2 separate regions of the Homo sapiens genome follow, and region 2 is linked to region 1. The links are chromatin loops, found by intact Hi-C in ENCODE. Cell type or tissue: Caco-2. All regions are shown on one strand.

Evidence for each region. A loop is a pair of places that touch in the nucleus more often than their neighbours do. Peaks named below come from ENCODE experiments on the same cell type or tissue, not always from the same donor. Only the 100,000 strongest peaks of a DNase experiment are listed, where the experiment ranks them.
Region 2: it touches region 1 in a loop (2.5-fold over the local background); 2 of 110 quality-filtered maps call a loop at or near these places.

Annotation. Positions count from the first base shown.
Region 1 is chr20:63,308,344-63,310,843 of GRCh38, reverse strand. COL20A1 (collagen type XX alpha 1 chain) reads right to left here. Exons shown (of 36, transcript NM_020882.4): 8 at 2,138-2,302; 9 at 1,347-1,511; 10 at 929-1,086; 11 at 334-463. Among named protein-coding and RNA genes, the nearest start is that of COL20A1, 16 kb to the right of the region's middle. In Caco-2, a CTCF peak has its summit at 1,138 (motif pointing left); a DNase peak (open chromatin) is centred at 1,110.
Region 2 is chr20:63,482,796-63,485,295 of GRCh38, reverse strand. No RefSeq gene overlaps it. Among named protein-coding and RNA genes, the nearest start is that of KCNQ2, 11 kb to the right of the region's middle. In Caco-2, a CTCF peak has its summit at 1,309 (motif pointing right); no DNase peak of the experiment used is centred here.

The DNA of each region.
Region 1 (2,500 bases):
CCTGGGGGTCCAAGAACCCAGCGAGCTAAGCCACGTGCTGGAGGCCAAGCAGGGGGGAGCTCCATGAACACTGTGGACAAGCAGCATAATGGGCTGTGATTACAGTTGAGGTGATGACACCAACGGTATAGCTGGTGTTCAGAAGAGAACACCCAGGGTCAGAGGGGCCCAGTGACTCGGCCTTGGTCACACAGCAAGCTGGGGATGGTGCCAACTGTGGGTGGTTAAGATCCAGAGCTGCTCGCTATGCTGCCCTGGGGTGTCAGGCTCCAAGGGACAGCCGTGAGTGGGGCCTCCCACCCAGAACCTGGCCGCTGCCTCTGCCCCACCTACCTGTGGTCACCAGGCCCCGCAGGCCTTCGCCAACCCCGCCCTCATAGATGGGGAACACGGAGACCAGGTACTCTGTGCGGGAGGCCAGGTTGTGCAGCTCCGTGGAGGCGGCGGGTCCCTCCACCACCACCTGGAACAGAGTGGGCAAGGACGGAGCCAGGAAGGGGGGTGCCGGGGGATGGGGAGCAGGACAGGAACTCCGTCAGCTGGAGTGTGAGCTCAGCTGGGGCCCGCAGGGTGCCCCACTTCCCACAGGCCTGGGCTCCCTGTACCTACGACAGAGCAGTGCCAGGCCCACCACAATTATCCATCGATCGATCAATCAAAGGGAGAAGGCGCTCTGAGTCTGACCCTAACCCCAGCACCCTCGGAACGCCCCCTGCTCTGCCCTCCTCGGCCACTAAAATGCACTCATCCCAGGCTGCCTCCCAGACGCAGCTCCCCAGTGAGTCCCTGGGCTGTCAGCCCCTCGACACCCCCTTCTCAGCCTGGACCCAGTTATTTGTGGGCCTTTATTCCTGCCCTCCCTTTGGCTTATCAGATCTCACTACGGCTGAGGACCGGCTCGGGGAGCCCTGTATACCGGCCCCCTCACCTCCCTGGGGGTGCCACCTCTAGAGGCTCGCCAAACGATCAGATACTTGAGGGGGTGCCGGGGGGCTGGAGTCCAGGACAGGCGGATGCTGGAGGAGGTCACCTGGCTCAGGACCAGGCTGGTGGGGGCAGGGAGGGTGTCCAGGGCTGGAGCCGCTGCTGCTGGAGTAGCGGGAGTGGGGGGCAGGTGGTCACTGCACGGGCAGCTGTGTCCACGCTCCCCCTGGTGGCCACTCACAGGAGGGACAGGAAAGCTGCTCCCCAGCCCTTCTGTGGACAGATGTAAGGGGGTGCTGCAGACCCCCTCAGAGCCACAGGAGCCGGCCTCAGGTACCACACGGGAGCCACAGCGTCCCCCCAACCCTTTGCCCAAAGCAGCCGGGGGGGCTGCAGCCTGTGCGGGTGACCCTGCCCCTCACCTGGGCCCTGCCGCGGGCTCCCACCCTGGAGCCTCTGGCAGATGAGACGGCTGAGCAGGCCAGCCAGCGCGCCGAGCTGCAGGAAGTCCAGCACGCTGTGGACGGTGATGTCCCTCGGCGGGGACGCCAGGAGCCTCAGCTCAGCCTCATCGGCGTTCTTCACACCTGCTCGTGAGGAGGGAGGTGGGGTTGGCCTGCACTGGGGTCACCCGACGGGGCCACCTGCGGTGGGGGTCTCCATGGAGACTGGGTCAGGAGTAAAGAGGCCTATGGGCTGTACTCGGCCCACCTGCCACCCACATGCTGGGCCAGGCGCTCCCGAGGGGTTGGGGGCATCAAGGAAGGGTCTGTGCTCCTGGGACTCCTGCCTCGAAATCTGGGGTTTCCTCCCCACAGGACAGAGTTGATTCGCCTGTGAGTCCCAGGCCCTGGAGGATGCCAGGAAGCTCCTTGCCAGGGCACAGCAGGCGGGAGTCACCAGGCACAGGGATGGTGGCCAGAGGGGGCAGCTGGAGCTGCTCAGTGAATATCTCACCAGGGAAGTTCACGCCACAGGGGGAGGGTTGGGGTGGTTCCACGGAGGGCACCAAACACCAGGCGATTGGAAAGGAGCAGCCCGCCTGTGCCATCGCCTCTGAGTGCCAGGCGGTGCCTGGCTCTGCGTGCAGCTCCGTGCCGCAGATGTGGAAGCTGGGGCTCAGGGACCAGGTGCCCAATGCAAGCTCCCTGCTGCGACCCTAAACCCACCCGGCGGTGAGACTCCAGGGCCGGGGGAGCCGCATGGTGCTCACCCACAGCGAAGACGTTCACGCCCAGGTCCTTGAGGACACGGGCAGCAGTGTGCACATCGTCCTGGGACTTGCCGTCCGTCACCAGAATCACCACCTTGGCTGCCTCTGGACGGAGGCCAGCCGCCGGCTGCAGGTTCTGCCCCAGCACGTGGGTCAGGGCAAGGCCTTGGGAGCAGCAGGAATAAAGTGACAGGCAGCTGCCAGCATCCCCTCCTGGTGCTCGGCTGGCAGCAACCGGACAGCAGAGATGCTCCTCTCCTTCCCTTGTGGGGTATCAGGAGGCCCCGCAGCAGCCCAAGGGAGCAGGGAGGGTCTACCTGTTGAAGGGCCCCAAGTTCCCCAGCCAGACCCTACCTGCAAGGT
Region 2 (2,500 bases), 170 kb before region 1:
GGGGTAATGAAGGCAGGCCCAAGTCCTTGGGTCTGATGCCTGGCAGGGCTCCGGGCCTTGCTGCGCCCCTCGTGCTCAGGTGGGGGGCTGTGGGGTGGGGACCGGCAGTGGCTGGAGGAGGCCAGGATCTGGGACTGGGCTCCTGGTGTCCATCGTGGGTGGGGGCAGCACCCACAGGGTGCCAGGATTGCCCTGCTGGATGCCGGACAGGGGATACCCTGTGTCCAGCCCACTGTCAGCTCTGGGGAGGGCAGGGGCTTGGCCAAAGCCGCCCTGGGGTCCCCAGCCCTCGGTCTCTGGGGAGTTCTGGTGCCACCCACACCGAGGGCAGAGGAGCTTCTGGCAGGTGAGAGACCCACCGAGGGCAGGAGGAGCTTCTGGCGGGTGAGAGACCCAGGGAAGCAAGCTGTGCTCGTTAATCAGGAAGGGGGGCTGGGGGGACACCAGGCAGAGCTCTGCGTTGCCTCCAGGACAGTAATGCTCAGAGCTTTCGTGTTAGGACCCTTGCACAGTGTTAAATGTCAGGGAGGTTGCATCTGCCACTGTTTAGTATGCTAGAAACTAAACGTGTGGATATTTAAGACACGAGAAAGCAGGGGAGTGTCACACCTCTTATGGCCTCTGAGAACTCCACTGTCCAAGCCAGGACGGGAGAGAGAAGCCTTGGCATTATTGTGAAAACAGATTTTGACCTTGGGGCTTTCTCGAAGGTTCTCGGGAGCCCCGGGGGGCCTGGACCGTGCTTTGTGAACCGAGGCTTTAGGCGGCGGAGCAGTGGGGAAGGCGAGGGGTGGGGTCCCAGCTCTGGCACCTGAGGCCAGGCAATGGGGCCAGAGACGCCGCGGTGCCCCTTCTCCATCGGTGAAAGGGGGTTGTGTGGCACCTGCCCTGAGGGTCGGGCCAGGATGAAAGGAAACCACGGCCTCACGCGGCCTCTGCGGCTGCCTCTCCAGCTCCCTGAACAGGGGCTGCAGTGGAGGTGTGAGCTGTAGCTGCTCCCTGGGGTCCAGAGGAGGGTGGGTTTTTCCCCATAGCAGGTGGGGGTAGGGGGGTGGGGGGGCAGAGCTCACTGGGGTTGGGGTCAGGACAGAACGCTCCGTGGGTGTCGGCTTGGGGAGCCTGAGGACAGCTGGAGGGCGGTGGCCGGGGTGAGGGCAGGGGACCACAGGCAGACAGTGCCCTGGAGCCCTGCAAGGGTGGGACCGTGCAGCCTCAGGGCCCCAGCGGGGTGTTGATGGATGCTTGCAGCTGGCTGGACACCTGGGCTGCTGTCTGGCTGAAGGGGGCGCCAAGGCCCAGAGAGTGGCTCTGACTGGCGGCCACTGGGACTCAGGGTCAGTCCTGGGGCCGCTGAGGCCCCAGAGCAGGTCCTGAAGTCAGGGAGGGCATGGGTGGCGGAAGGAGCTCCACCCTACTTGGGTTGGTGAATAATTTTTTTTTTTTTTTTTGAGTCTCGCTCTGTCGCCCAGGCTGGAGTGCGGTGGCGCGATCTCCGCTCACCGCAAGCTCCGCCTCCCGGGTTCACGCCATTCTCCTGCCTCGGCCTCCCGAGTAGCTGGGACTACAGGCGCCCGCCACCACGCCCGGCTAAGTTTTGTATCTTTGGTAGAGACGAAGTTTCACTGTGTTAGCCAGGATGGTCTCGATCTCCTGACCTCGGGATCCGCCCGCCTCGGCCTCCCAGGTGCTGGGATGACAGGCGTGGGCCCCCGCGCCCGGCCGGGTTGGTGAATAATTTAAAACAGAGTCCGCCAAGACGCCCTGTTGGCGGCTTTGGTCTGCACTTTGCACGTCACCGAAAAATTCCTGAGGCCTCGAGAGGCTGTGGGGCCCTGCTGAGTGGCCGAATGCCATCTGTCCCTTGCCCTTGTCTCTCCCGGGCTCCCGGTGCCCTCCTGTAACCCAGGCGGGAAGGACCTTCCCACCCCGTGCAGGTTCCCAGCGTGGCTGGAAGGGCCTGGGTGCCCCTGGCAGTCCTGGGTTTGAGCAGCGGCTTCTGGGCTCCCTGCCAAGGGGCTGGGCTTTGCGGCAGCCGGTCAGGCCTCCACAATGGGACCCCGGGGATTTCCCATGTGCTGTGACTGTGGGAATGACTGTCCTTGTGGGTGACTTAGTGTGTCCCGGAGTGGGGCTGCAGGCACAGGGTTACATCCATACCCTGGTGCGTGTGTGTGACCTGGGTGAGCTGTGCATACCTGTGGGTGGCTGTGTGGGGTGCAGGGGAGAACTTGGCGGGGTGTCCTGGAGCCCCTGGAAACGGTCAGGATGTATGTGCTCGTGCGTCTGTTCATTTGTGCCTGCATGTCTGTGTGTCGGGCATCCGGCTGTACCTGTGCTGCCGGCTGGCCGCCTGGAGTCAGGGCTGAGTCTCTGGGGGTGCCCACCAGGTGGCTGGACTCAGGAAGCACTGGGCAACGGTCCCTATCCAGAAGCCAGGGAGGGAGAAGGCAGCCCGGGGGACAGGCTGGACTGGCAGGTGCATGGGCCTTGAGGCAGCTCC